Linked DNA regions of Homo sapiens: all the other regions are linked to region 2. The links are chromatin contacts, found by Hi-C or POLR2A ChIA-PET in ENCODE. All regions are on one chromosome and are shown on one strand. Each heading gives the region's core, a stretch centred on a gene start or an enhancer-like site at or near the end of the contact. The rest is flanking DNA. Distances are from core to core; before and after follow the strand shown.

Region 1 (4,443 bases), core at 776-3,275, 2.1 Mb after region 2:
ATGGCACCGTCACACCCCACTGGAACACTGAGACTTGTGCGATGAAAATACATGTATCTAACTAAGGGCAGAGTCCTGGCCCTGCTGCCTCCACCAGCCACCAACCCTGTGACTTTCCCAAGTCACCTCTAAAATGAAGTTTCTTGTCTAGGAAGTGCAGTTGACAAAACTATGATGTTAAGGGCAGGATCGTGGTTAGCTGTGATAGGTGGTGGTGGAGGAGGGCATGAGAAGCACCTAAGGTGCTGGTTATATTTTGTTTCTTTCTTTCCTTCCTTCCTTCCTTCCTTTTTCTTTCTTTTCTTTCTCCCTTCCTTCCCTTTCTTTCTTTCTTTTATTTTCTTTCACTTTTTTTTTTTTTTTTTGAGACAGGGTCTCACTTTGTCACCCAGACTGCAGTGCAGTGGCATGATCATGGCTCACTGCAGCCTCAACCTCCTGGGCTCAGTTGATCCTCCCACCTCAGTGCCTCAAGTAGCGGGGTCTACAGGCATCCACCACCACATCCAGCTAATTTTTATATTTTGGTAGAGACGGGGTTTTGTCATGCTGCCCAGGCTGGTCTCGAACTCCTGGGCTCAAGCCATCCACCCACCTCGGCCTCCCAAACTGCTGGGACTACAGGCATGAGCCACTGCGTCCGGCCTTTTATCTTGATCTTGATGCTAGTTATGTAGGTCAGTTCACTTTCTGGAAATATATTGTTATATACTTAGGATTTGTTCACTGTTATACTTCAAATAAAAAGTTTGCTTTGGCTGGGTGTGGTGGCTCACGCCTGTAATCCCAGCATTTTGGGAGGCTGAGGCAGGTGGATTGCTTGAGCTCAGAAGTTTGAGATCAGCCTGTGCAAAGGGCGATGCCCTGTCTCTACTAAAAATTTTTTTAAAATTAGCTGGGCGTGGTGGCACACGCCTGTAGTCCCAACTACTTGGGAGGCTGAGGCAGGAGGATCACTTGAGCCCAGGAGGTCACGGGTGCAGTGAGTCCCAGTTGTGCCACTGCACTCTAGCCTGGGCAACAGAGCAAGACCCTGTCTCAAAAAAAAAAAAAAAAAAATCAAATACAATAATTTAGGCAAAAGCAATTTGAGAGTTGTAAACTATGTAAGGAATTGTCATTATCCAAGGTTGCCTATCTCTAGGTAAGTTCTAGATAGGTGTGACAAGAATTTCATCCTTCCAGCATTGTTGGGTAATGGTAATAGGTGTTCCACCACATATATCATACATAAATACATCAAAACTGAATCAAAACAGAAACATTTTCCTTCAAGCACCAGGGCTTTTTTTTTTTTTTTTTTTTTCCAAAGACAGGGTCTTGTTCTGTTTCCCAGGCAGGAGCGCAGTGGCACGATTGTAGCTCACTGAAGCCTCCAGCTCCTGGGCTCAATCAATCCTCTCACTTCAGCTCCTAGAGTATCTAACAATACAGGTGCGCACCACTCCACCCAGCTCATTTTGGGGGTATTTTTGGTATTTTTTGTAGAGACAGGGTTTCAAATTCCTGGCCTCAAGTGTTCCTTCGGCCTCAGCCTCCTAAAAGGCTAGGATTATATGCGTGAGCCACTGTGCCTGGCCAAGGTTTTTTTAAAATTTTAATCTTTATGTTCTCGTTTTTTATAAGATAAAGTTTGGTTTGGGTTTTTTTTTTGTTTTTTTGTTTGTTTTTCTGTGGTTCTTTTTTTTTAGACAGGGTCTCACTATGTTGCCTAGACTGGCCTTGAATTCCTGGGCTCAAGAGATTCTCCCGCTTCAGCCTCACAAGTAGCTGGGACTACAGGCATGTGCCACTACACCTAGCTTAAATTTTTAAAAATGTGTTATATACTTCCTTGCTATTTGGATACAAGATTCTGAATGTGATTTAACCTGATTTGGTTCAAAGTCATTGTTGTAAACCTCCATTTTTGTATCATGTGGTGAAATGGTTCCGGGACTGACTCTTTTTCTACCTCTTGGATTCATAGCAACCTGTCAGCTGTCACTTCTGTTGCTCATGTGTGGCTGTCCCCCTTCCAGTCTTGTCTGACCTAGGAGAACAGACAGCCACACTTGGTAAAAATTGCTATAGGTTGCACCAATAAGGTTTAGACTGGGGAGAAGAGCACATGGCTGCCTGCCTCAGTCTTGGGGTTTCGAGGCCTTCACCAGTGGGAAGGTGAAATGCAGAGTCTACAGAGGAGTGAAGGCAGACCACAGAACATTAGGACTGGGGGAGTCATGACTTAGGCCAGCCCCTCACTTTTTAGAGGAGAGGACTGAGCCCCAGAGACTGGTCAGCTTGACTTCAGGAGCGGGTCGCTGCTACTTTGTATGTCCTACACTGCCTAGCTCAGTACCTCTTGTCTAAAGATGCTGTGTTTCTCTGCCATAAGATCCCAGGAAGCGGGAACTGAGTGCAGAGAACACTCTGCCTTGTGCTGCTGGTACCAGCATGCCAGATCCTCTGAGAAATAGGATGGAAAACATTTCCCCTCTATGCCTTGGCACTCCCCCATTCTCAACCCTCTGCCTTCCGGGTAGAGGGCAGACATTATGTTGTCCCGATAGGGAACTTGAAGTCCAAGGAACTTTCCTTGGGGGTCTATCTATGGCGGATAGAGGCCTGGGCCTCTAAGAGAGAGCTGGCCTAGCCCATTTTGAAAGCCCCTGTGTGCTGCTTCCGGCCTATGCACTCTTCTTCCTGCAAACTGAGCTCTTGTGTTACAGAGTGAGCGTGAGGGAAGGGAAGGAGCAGCTTCAGACAGCAGGGTAGGGGGACCTCAGTTTCTCTCCAAAATGGATCCCTCATCCCCTTTCCAAACCCAGCAACTACCACCCTTTCAACCCCTTCCCCCATCCCGGAAAATACCTGGAAGGAAGTGAGCGCTCTGGGGCCACTAGCAGGAAGTGGGGGGTTAACTGTCACCTCATCCCTGGGGGCTTGAGTAGCAGAAGGCAGAGGGGGAAATGCAAATCCATGCTTGGGAGGGAGAAGAACTCCTGAGAGGAAGCAGGTGGCAGCCAGAGCCCAGACTTCCTCCTGGGCCAGTGGTCCCAGCAGGGGCTGGAGAGGCCTGAGGCAAGGGAGTTATCACAGGCACTGAACAAGACAGCAGTCGGCCCACCCTGTGCAGGCAGCTGCAGCACTTTCTCTGGTCAGCTGAGTAGACTCACTTCCTCTGCCCTGCACCCCAGAGAGGCCGGGAGATGGAGGGCGGGGTCTCAGGAGGAGGGGTGGGGCATGGTCTGGATTCATGGAAGGTGAGGAGATGCAGGAGAAATGAAGGGGGGTATGTCCCTGGGGAATCAGCTGGAGGCAGGCAGGCATCAGTCTCTTCTGCTTTTGCTTAGGGACTAAGATTCAGGAATCCCTCTGGCCTTGGCACCTCCCCCTACCTTGTTCTAGACACCAGGGGCCAAAATTGAGAACCACATGATATCCTTGCAAAGGGATCGTTTATAGCACCTGGAAACAAGAATCTAAGAAGCAGCCTTTGGCCTTGTGCCTCTACACTAATCATCTATTACATCCCTATGGCAATTTCCAGGTTCAAAATGGGCCACCTCTATTATTGCATTTGACCCTCAGTGCCATCCCACGAGGCAATATTATTCCCCTTTCACAGATGAGAAAACTGAGTTTCCATTACATCTCTCGCCCACAGTCAGTGGCCTGGTGAAGCTGCACTGGTGCTTCAGCCTTTCCCCTTGCACAACGCTGCTGTCCCTATGGCCTCCCTTCAGTTCTCCATGGCAGATGGGGATCCAGGGCCCATAACTGGGGCAGGGGCATGGGGGTCCTCCAGGTTTCCCTTTTTCTTCCTTGAACCCCATCCAGCCTGCAGGTGGGGCTCTGGGGTTGCAGGTCCACTGACCTTAGTAACAAAGGCTCCTTGGGGGTGAGGGCTTCCATGCCTCCTGTGTTCACCCACCCTGGGACCCCTCGAAGAGGTGCCGGGACCCCTGACACCCACCCCCATTTTGTCCCAGGCTTCTCACCTCCCCCTCCCCAGAGCCGCAGCCCCATGACGCAGCCAGCCGCTGTTGCCCCATTGGCCCGCCCTAGTGCATTTGCCCTTATTTGGCCAGGCCAGCTCCAGGCTGGGTCTCCACCCCCGGCCCAGCCCCCGCAGGCCTGTCTCTCTCACTTCGTCTTTTTGAGGTTTGGCTCTGGGGCTCTGGGGCTCTGGGGCCCTGGCGGGCGTCACTTCAAACGCACTTTCTGGTTGAGTCACTTTTTAACGGCTCCAGTGCTGTGAGCTGCTGCTGCTGCTGGGTCCCTGGCCTTGGGGGCCAACCCTCCCCCATTTGACTGCTTAATAGGCTCTGAAGGAAAGGGCTGGGGAGGCCATCTGCTGCTGGAGAGACTCTGCGGGCCACCTGGCCACCCAGTTAGGCCCCTCTGCCCCCCAACCCACAAGCCTGGGCCAGAGGGTCCGCCCTGGGTCGCTCCCACTGC
Region 2 (4,775 bases), core at 1,981-4,480:
CAGACAAAGGAGAAATAGTATTTCTTAATCTGCTATCTCAACTCACAATTTTTAGAAGTGCTTAATCCATGGAGTGGAAATTTTTATGACCTTAGGGGATGCCAGGCCTGAAACTTAAAGAGGAAATCTTAAAAGTTCATGTTAGTACTGCTGTAAATCTTACTTTACAATAAGTTCATACAGTCATGAGCTACAGTCGTGTTTCAGTCAAAGGAGAACCACATATATGATGGTGGTCATGTAAGATTACACTGCTTTTTAAACTGTACCTTTTCTATGTTTAGATACACAAATACCATTGTTAAAATTACCTACTGTAGCCCAGGCGTGGTGGCTCGTGCCTCTAATCCCAGTACTTTGGGAGGCCGAGGTTGGTGGATCACCTCAGGTCAGGAGTTCGAGACCAGCCTGGCCAACATGGTGAAACCCCATCTCTACTAAAAATACAAAAATTAGCCGGGCGGGATGGTGTGCGCCTATAATCCCAGCTACCCAGGAGGCTGAGGCAGGAGAATCACTGGAACCTGGGAGGCAGAGGCTGCAGTGAACCGAGATTGCGCCACTGCATTCCAGCCTGGGCGACAGAGCAAGACTCCGTCTCAAAAAAATAAATAAATAAATAAATAAAAAATTACCTACAGTATTCAGTACAGTAACATGCTATACAGGTTTGTAGCCTAGGAGCAATAGGCCTAGGTGTGCTGCAGGATATACCATTTAGGTTTGTGTAAGTAATCTATGATATTTGCACCACAACAATGTATCTCTTAGAATGCACCCCATTGGAAAACGACACATGCGGTCATATTCTATTAATTCCTGAGTATTTTGTAAATCATTTACCATCTCATGAAAGCAGCTAAACTGCAACTCTAGTCCTGTCTTTCAAGTGGGGCAAGTGCCACAAAGAGATACATTAATTTGCTCCCAACTCCACTGCAAATCAAGTGGGTAGATAAATACCCAAGCCTATCCCTTGTATAGCAAGGCCATCTGTAGGTACTGACGGTTTAGGACAGTAATAATAGTAGTATATGTTGCAATTGAACTCTTGAGGGTTTTTCTCCCTCACAGCTGGGCCCTTTCATAAAATTCACTTCCCATTAATTACGATAATCTAACTCGGAACTCGCACTCTGCAGGCTGAAGATGACTGAGGTGTTTTGCCTGATGTCTCTCTATACCGAACTAATGACCTGGAAATTAAAGGCTTTGAAATGTATTCCCAACCCCCTGATTCATGGCCTTTCAGTAATGCAGCTAATCTGAGGTCTTAAAATTAACCACCTCACAGTGAACTGGAAAGGGCAGCGCTGTGACTAATGCCACGCTGCTGATCTGGTTTGCCAGGAAAGGTGAGTAGAAAAACACGAAATATTGGTGGGGCGCGGTGGCTCACGCCTGTAATCCCAGCACTCTGGGAGGCTGAGGCGGGCGGATCATCTGAGGTTGCGAGTTCGAGAACAGCCTGACCAACATGGAGAAACCCTGTCTCTACTGAAAATACAAAATTAGCCAGGCATGGTGGCGCATGCCTGTAATCCCAACTACTCGGGAGGCTGAGGCAGGAGAGTCGCTTGAACCAGAGAGGCAGAGGTTGCGGTGAGTCGAGATCGCGCCATTGCACTCCAGCCTGGGCAACAGGGGTGAAACTCCGTCTCAAAAAAAAAAAAAAGAAAAACACAGAATATTACCTTCTTTCTCTAGCAGGGTATATTAGAATCTGTTGGTTTTAGGAACTAATAACCTTTCCCTGGCCCTAAATTACCTAACCGGCACCTTGGGTCCAATCTAATCCAAATGGTTACTTTTTCAATATTGCTTCCTTTTCCAGAAGCTTTATTCCGTGACTTTTAGGTTGAAGACGCAAACTAAATAAGAGTTGAAAATCAAGGAACTAAATAATAATTCCACTGTACATATACACCCCATTTGGTTTCTCCATTTATGGTTTCCTATAGGTTGTGTTCACCTTTTGGCTCTCGTGAATAATGCTGCTATAAACACGGGGGCACAAATACCTGTTCACATCCCTGCTTTTCATTCTTTGGGAAATGGAGAGGTGGAGTGGGAGAGTCAGTCACATGCTGCCACACCATGAACCTGGAAGGCACGATGCCAAGTGAAATAAGCCAGTCACAAAAGAGAAAGTCTGCAGAGTTCCACTCAGAGGAAATACTTAAGAGTAGTGAAATTGATAGTAGGACAGCGGTTGCCACGGACCAGTGGGAGGGGGATTGGGGAGTTACCGTTTAATAGGCACAGAGTTTCCCTTTTGCAAGATGAAAAACGGTGGGAAATGGGACGTGGCAATGGATGCAAAACAATATCAATGTTCTTAACGCCACTGAACTCACTTAGAAATTGTGAAAATGGTACATTTTGTTACGTATATTTTACCACAGATTAAAACGACTCCACGCTAAGCCTTGTAGCCCTCATGTTTCTCGGGGAGAAACTCTGGGAGAGAGGATAAGCCTTTTGCACAGCGCTTTCCAGAGAATGTGTACAAGAGGCATGGTCAGGAGGAGAAGGTGGGCCGGGCAGGCGAGATGACCCGAAAAGGCAGATCCACTTCGTTAACAAGGTCCACTTTCCTCAGGGATCTCCCGCTAGGTGTGAGCATTCTTTTGTCACAGGAAAGCCTTGAGATTCTCCTTTCCTTTCACAACGCCCTCCCAGTCAAAGACGTCCCTAAGGTTGGGAGCTCCCTGCCTACCCACTCCTTTCTCTTCTGAGCCATATGCCGCATCCCTCAGAACCCCATTCCCTAAGATTCTGCGGTCTTCCATGTTAGGTCCCGGCAACTGCCACACTAACCGTCAGCTGCTCGGACCCCACCCGCCGAACGCCAGAACATGTGGGCGCGGGGGCGGGGGGGGTCGTCCTCAAGCGCCCCGGAAGTCACCACCCCCCGTCGCCAGCGGAGGCGCCCGGGCGGGGCGCGCGGCTGCGATTGGCGGGAAGATGGGACGATGCGTTACGTGCGGAGATGCGTCCCCCTCCCCGGCGCTCCTGCGCGCGGTTAGCTTGGGGAGGGGCGGAGCGTGCGGCCCTGGGCGGCCGTTACCGGGAACAGTGTCTGGCCTCGGGTCCCGTGACCCTCGGCGGAGCTGGCGGGAGGGGGCGGAAGTGGCAAGAGGGCGTGAGGAGGGAAGGAGAGGGAGGAGAGAGAGGAGAGAGAAGGGCGGAGTAGGAGGCAGGGGAAGGGGGCGGGGCGGAAGAGTCACGTGATCCGGCATGGAGGCGGTGGCGGCGACCGGGAGGAGCCGCCGGGGCAGAAGCCGCACTTGTTAGTGTGGGGGGAGGTGGGGGCGGGGGACGCCGACACCGTCACCGTCACCCAGGGACGCCGAGGAGAAGGCGGGAGGGGGGTGGGGGCGAGATCAGGCTCCGACCCCCCGCCGAGGGGATGAGGGGAGCATGGGTGCCAAGGAGTCACGGATCGGATTCCTCAGCTACGAGGAGGCGCTGAGGAGAGGTGAGGGGGGAGGGGTCTGGGCGAGCTGCCTGGGAGGCCCGCGACGGGCAGCCTGGAGGGTGGGTAACCGGGAGGGAGAGGGGAGATTGAGGGCGTGGGGCGCCTGAGGCGGAAGGGAAAGGCGGCCGGCCTTGGGGAGTGTGGTGGAGGAGAGAGGTCGGGTGGGAAGCAGCGTTTGGGAATTAGGGCCGTTTGGAAAGGGGCTTGTCCTGAGAGAGGGGGATCGGCGCTGGCAGGGCAGTGCCCGTGCTCGCTGGTGGCGTTGTGATCCTGGATGTGTCCAGGGAAGTCCTCTCCCCGTTTTCTTGGGCGGCTCCAGCCCATCCAGCCCCCCTCATCCTTCATTGCCATTTTCTCCTATCATTCCTTCATAAAAACCTCAAATAACATCCTAACCTCGTTCCTAACAGCCTTAGCTGGAAGGGGACGAGGAGGCGGCTGCAAAGCGCTCCTCTCTGCTACTGGAAGCCCCTTCGTATCTGGGGAGTCCCTGCCTTTTCCCAGAGCCTATGCCTGTCTCTTGAGGGCTGTGGCCATCCGCTTCTGCCACCCTTCACCGTTTGAGCGGCTGACTTTGATAAGAACGATCTGAAATGAAGTTGTGTTTGAGGTGAGATGAGACTGGACAGCTGGCGTTGGCACCAGACCTTGTCTTAGGTTTCATCTCCTCCGACGTTGACCAAAGCCTTTGACTGCACTTGATGCCCAGTTCTCGCTCCATCCCTCTCCATGAAATGGCATTGGGAAGTCCAGCATTCAGATATTGTGTTAAATCTCCCTTTAGAGACTGGCCTGGCTGCCAGTCCCGGCCTGCTGCTTATTGGCTCTGAGGCACAGTATATTGTTGGCAGCCCCAACCCCCTACCACTCACTCTGATACCGCTGTCCATGATCACTAAAGCACACACTAACTGGAAGTGTCTTGTTGCACAGTTTATGGCCGGAATGTCTTAATTTTTCATGACTGGGATTTCAGTGTGTGTAGATCTGTGTATGCTTGTATTTCTTTTAGACATTTAATGGATATTCTTGGTAAGAAGTGAAAAAACATTAAGAAGATTAGGAGCTAGGCATTATTGTTAACAGGTTTCCAAGTCAAGAAATCAGCCATGCTCCAGGTGGTTTTAGTAGCTAAGGATATAAAATGGTAATTAGATTAAAAGACGGGTATTCAAAATGAGGCTTGAGAAGTGAACTCTTGTTCGTATATAGGAAGAAGAGGGGTAAGTGGGTAAGTTCAGTTGACCATCACCTGACAGTAAGATACAGAATTGAGATGTATTGGTGGTGGTGG
Region 3 (4,408 bases), core at 818-3,317, 2.6 Mb before region 2:
GAATTATAACATAAAACATTAAAATCTCATCAATAATTAAGTACATTCTAACGAACACATTTCCATATTTCTGCTTTTGTTATATAGTATATTCACACTCATTGTATGTATACATATAAGTTACATTAAATAGATCATGGAGTTGTCTTTTGTTACTTCTGAAATTCCAGCTATGTTCTGACAATCCTCTCGAAACAGATGTTCTTAAATGGAAGTCACAATGTTTTGCAGCATGTTGGTAATTTCTTATGTATGTATAATATACATGCACATATATCTATATAGAGACATAAATAAATATCTAGATACAGAGGGGAGCAAGAGAGAGGGAGAAAGAGAATGTTTAACGTTTTATTTCGTGCTCACATCCCTAAGAGGATCTACCTGGGAAATGCTGCAAGAAGCACTCCACTGACAGTATCCATGTTGTTGCTTTTTATGCCAATTTACTGTATTCTTTTTTTTTTTTATTTCACCATCCCAACACCAAGAACATACAAGAATATTTTAGTACTGCCGTTCTCTATAATTAACCATTGTGATAGATACTGGCTCCAACCCCTCAAAATGCCTGAAAATCTATCCCTTTTGTTCACCACACTGCTTTGTTTTCCTCATTACAGATATTTTCACCTGTGTAAAAATCAGGAAAAGGGCACATACGAAAAATACTTCCCTTTGCCTAATGATCTTTAACTCATAATTATGGTCAAGACGTTTGGGGTTTTGTTTGTTTCTTTTCCTGGAGAGGAGCAGAGAAGAGAGTGAAAGACACCCGAAACACCAAATCTTCTTCCTAATGTTAATTATCATTGTTTATGTTTTGTGAAGACCATTCTAAACATTCCACACCTGGAAATGAAGACTGGATACAATTGTACCAATGCTCTACACGCTGATGGCAAAACCTGGAATTATTTTAGCCCTATTTTTTCTTTCCAATCTCACAGCCAGACACAATTTGCTTTTTTTCTTTCACGTGGTTACTTTCTCTACCTCAAAAAAAATAGCTTATCATAGCTCCTCCCGATTTCCTATGGCAAAATATCTAGCAATGAGCCTTATTAATCTTTTATTATGCTACACCTCCTTTCCCAGAGGAATTATTAATATCGCTAATAACACTTCGACCATGAATTTCAACGCCACAGAGGCCAGCCCATCCTGTGCCTTACCTGGCACATTTCGCAACTACTTTTATGCTGCATTCTGGGGGCACATTTTGCAACTCGTTCTGCACCACATTCCCTGCCACGTTTAGCAATCCGCCTCGCATCTTATCCTTGGTCCCCGTCATCCAGAGACGCTCTAGGTACCAAATTCCATGACATCTTCGGTGACAGCCAAGTGGCGACCCCACACGCCTCTGAAGCCCGCCTTGGTGTCATATTCGGAGCCAGCCTTCCCCACGCCTTGGACACCGAGGCACTTCGCTGCCCATTTCGCCGTCTCCCCGCTCGCCCCCGCCCCTCTCCCCGGAGCCGAGGCTGTGGAGGCGAACGACCCTGTCACTGAAGCGACCTTTCCTCGCCCTGCTCCCCGGGCCCCTTACCTGCCGCTCTGAGGGGCTCTCTGCACCTCCGGGTCAAGCCCCAGTCCCCGGGGTCTCCTGTGAGGACCGCGCCGCCCGCCGGCGCCGCCCGCGATTCCCGGAGCACCTCGCAGTCCTCCAACGCCCCGCGGCGAGTCTGCACCCCGGAACGGCGCGGCGGGGCCTCGCAGCCGGCGAGCGCAGCCCGCGGCGGTGCTCCTGTCAGCGGCGGCTCGGGGGCCAGCTCTCGCCCCTCGGCTCGGCTCGGCGGCGGCGGGCGCCTCGCTCCGCCTAGCGCGCGGCACAGCCGGGAGGTGAGCGCGAGGGGGATGGGAATGGGGGCGGGGCCGCCCGAAGGAGGCGCGGAGGGCGGTGGCGGCGGGAGGGCAGCGCCAGCGGCCCTAGGCCGGGCGCTCGGAGCGCTCGCAGCTTCCCCCGCCGGGCGGGCGGCTCGCGCGAGGCGGCTGTGCCAGCGGGCCCCGCCGGAGCAGCGCGCCCAGCAACCCGCGCCCCGCCGGCCGCTCGCTAGCGCCGCCGCCGCGCTGGGGGCGTCGCACCCTCTGAGGCCGCCCGCAGCCCCGCCCCCTCCGGGCTGGGGTGGGGAGGGGCGCGAGCGCGGAGGGAGCGCGCGTGCGTGGGGGCGCGTGCGTGGTGGAGCGCGCGCGCCCCCGCCCCTTCCACAGTTTGGGGGTGGGGAACGGCTGGAAGAGGGAGTGGGGACGCAGCCCTCCTCCGCGCGGAGAGACGGGGCCCTGGCTCTGGCGCTCTGGGATGTCCTGGCATTTCTCGTATCCCCGGGGGGCTCGGACTTGTGGGTGGCATTTGGAGGGGCAGCAGGGAGGACGCTCGGTAACTGACAAGGCCCTACATAGTTGGGCTCCGCCCTCAGGGGTGATGTCACTCTCGAGGTGGCTGCTGCTGTCACGTGCGCCCATTTCAGGGCCTGTCCTCCTGCTTTGATGACCGGAATGCTCTCCTAGATCTCCCCCACTTCGGTCACCTCAGGCACATATCACTCTGAGAGTCCTCGAAGCCTACAAGTGTCAGTTATTCTTTCCCGGATTCTCAGTGGTAGTTTGTAGACGACTTCAAAAGGCCACGGTTGGCTGTGGGGAGAATCAGAATGAGAAAGAAAAACAAAACAACAGTGGGGTTTGTGGGGAGACCGAGACTGTTATTTAGAATAATGGCTGAAAATTCACCAACCACAGCTTGCAAACCTGAGGTAAAGTCGTGGCGCTGCTTCTGTCACTGCCAGGTTGACTAAGAAGTAGCGTGGTTTTAAGAGCTGGTCGACAAGGGCGGGAAAGCCACCACATTAATACCTCGTCGAACGATGTTAGGTCATATTTCACCCTCCACCTAGATCTTCTTCCCCTCTACTGTTTCCCTCCTATCATAAAACAGCAAGTCGGCTGTGGGAGGTATTTGGGACATAAACATCATCGCGTGCTGCAAGATGATGCGAAGCAATCACCGTTACCAACTCTGCCCGGCTCGCCTTCCCTTCCATAAACTGAGATGACCTTTCGTGGTCATCCAACTTCTTAATCAGATGACATGATTGGAAATAGATGCGCCAAATTACATCAATCAAGGAAGCTCTGTCTGTGGCGCTTCCAAGGTAGAGAGGTTTGTTTGATAACAGCACTTTAATCTGCCCCATCCTGTAGCACTTCATCCAGGAGTTTCTTCGATTTTCAAAAATTAGTATTAATTTCAGAACAATACAAGAAACTGGATATGAACATGTCCATCCAACAGCTCTTCTTTACAGTGAATGCTTGCAAAGTCAGAGCTAGAGCAGCTTTGAATAATACAGCTAACATGGCAAGGTGAAGGGCTGACATATGGAATCTTTTGGTGTTAACTCCAGAAAGTTAGATTAATCTAATGAAAACCCATCTACCTATGGTATTAGAGGCAAGGTAGTGATTACTTACAGGGGAATTGATTGAGAGGGGACAGGAGAGAGCCTTCTGGTTTGCTGGAAATATTCAATATCTTAATGGTTACCCGGGTGTATACATATGCAAAAAGATCTGTGCACTTCATGTCAGTTTTTTAAAATCACATACACACAAAGAAGCATTACAATGTCATCATCACTGCAGTCGGAAAACCTCAGTTTGAATCTCAGTGTCACCCAACACTTACCTGCTGTGTGACCTTGAACAGGTCTCCGGACCTTCCTTTCTTCATCTGTCTAACGTGGGTGATATTAATACTTACCTCACAGATGGATGTAAAGATGAAACAAAATTTTGGAAAATACTTAGCACAAATCCTGTTACACAATAAGGACTCAGGAAACAGGAGCTATTATGTTATCCTTCTTACACTTGAATTTACCCTATTTAATTCTCCTTCGGTCTTTTTTTTTTTTTTTTTTAAGATTACTTTCTATCTAAGCCTTTCCCTGCGAGTTCCACTGAGGCTAATAACATTCCTTCTCTGAGAAATAACAAAAGGCAGTCAGGGGTGTAATGTTGGTTTTCAAACTAGTTCAGGTGGCAGTCTCTAGAAATTATGGTGCTCAACGTGGAGCATCATGAAATACAGATAGATTTAACTCTGCCATATGGAATTGACACAATTTTACAAGCACTAAATCTGGCAATTTTATGGTTATGCAAATCTCCACATAATCACATAATAAAAAAATGGGGGCTTTTTGTTGTTGTTGTTGTTCTTTTTTTTTGAGATAGAGTCTCGACCTGTCACCCAGGCTGGAGTGCAGTGGTGCCATCTCGGCTCACTGCAACCTCCGCCTCCCGAGTTCAAGCGATTTTTGTGCCTCAGCCTCCTTCCCAAGTAGCTGGGATTACAAGCACACACCACCACCCCTGGCTAATTTTTGTATTTTAGGTACAGATG

Evidence for each region. A loop is a pair of places that touch in the nucleus more often than their neighbours do. ChIA-PET counts read pairs that join two places held with the same protein, here RNA polymerase II (POLR2A). Pooled maps may share reads with other maps.
Region 1: a map of CD4-positive, alpha-beta T cell shows a loop between it and region 2 (14-fold over the local background). The contact joins the enhancer-like site here to the promoter of USP32 in region 2. A Hi-C loop is called at or near these places in 1 of 168 maps with a recorded cell type or tissue (CD4-positive, alpha-beta T cell), 1 of 37 single-sample maps with no recorded cell type and 5 of 50 pooled maps.
Region 3: a map of CD8-positive, alpha-beta T cell shows a loop between it and region 2 (10-fold over the local background). The contact joins the promoter of TANC2 here to the promoter of USP32 in region 2. A Hi-C loop is called at or near these places in 2 of 168 maps with a recorded cell type or tissue (CD4-positive, alpha-beta T cell and CD8-positive, alpha-beta T cell) and 4 of 50 pooled maps. POLR2A ChIA-PET finds 5 or more read pairs at or near these places in 1 of 52 experiments (activated B cell).

What each region holds. Positions count from the first base shown.
Region 1 is chr17:58,337,858-58,342,300 of GRCh38, reverse strand. The region is part of intron 3 of TSPOAP1-AS1 (TSPOAP1, SUPT4H1 and RNF43 antisense RNA 1); the gene reads right to left. Among named protein-coding and RNA genes, the nearest start is that of MIR4736, 4.1 kb to the right of the region's middle. RefSeq lists enhancers at 2,444-2,493, 2,934-3,043, 3,174-3,233, 3,979-4,273, 4,244-4,443 and a silencer at 3,719-4,013. Within about 2 kb of position 2,025, at least 4 of the 41 ENCODE cell types and tissues checked have a DNase peak (open chromatin) inside an H3K27ac peak, as active enhancers do; they include CD4-positive, alpha-beta T cell, where a contact is called at or near this core.
Region 2 is chr17:60,390,588-60,395,362 of GRCh38, reverse strand. USP32 (ubiquitin specific peptidase 32) reads left to right here and starts at 3,230. Exons shown (of 34, transcript NM_032582.4): 1 at 3,230-3,481. The coding sequence starts at 3,424. RefSeq lists silencers at 2,760-3,079, 3,190-3,409, 3,440-3,499 and an enhancer at 2,674-3,515.
Region 3 is chr17:62,963,894-62,968,301 of GRCh38, reverse strand. It overlaps TANC2 (tetratricopeptide repeat, ankyrin repeat and coiled-coil containing 2), which reads right to left and starts at 2,067. Exons shown (of 28, transcript NM_001394998.1): 1 at 1,553-2,067. RefSeq lists a silencer at 1,991-2,180.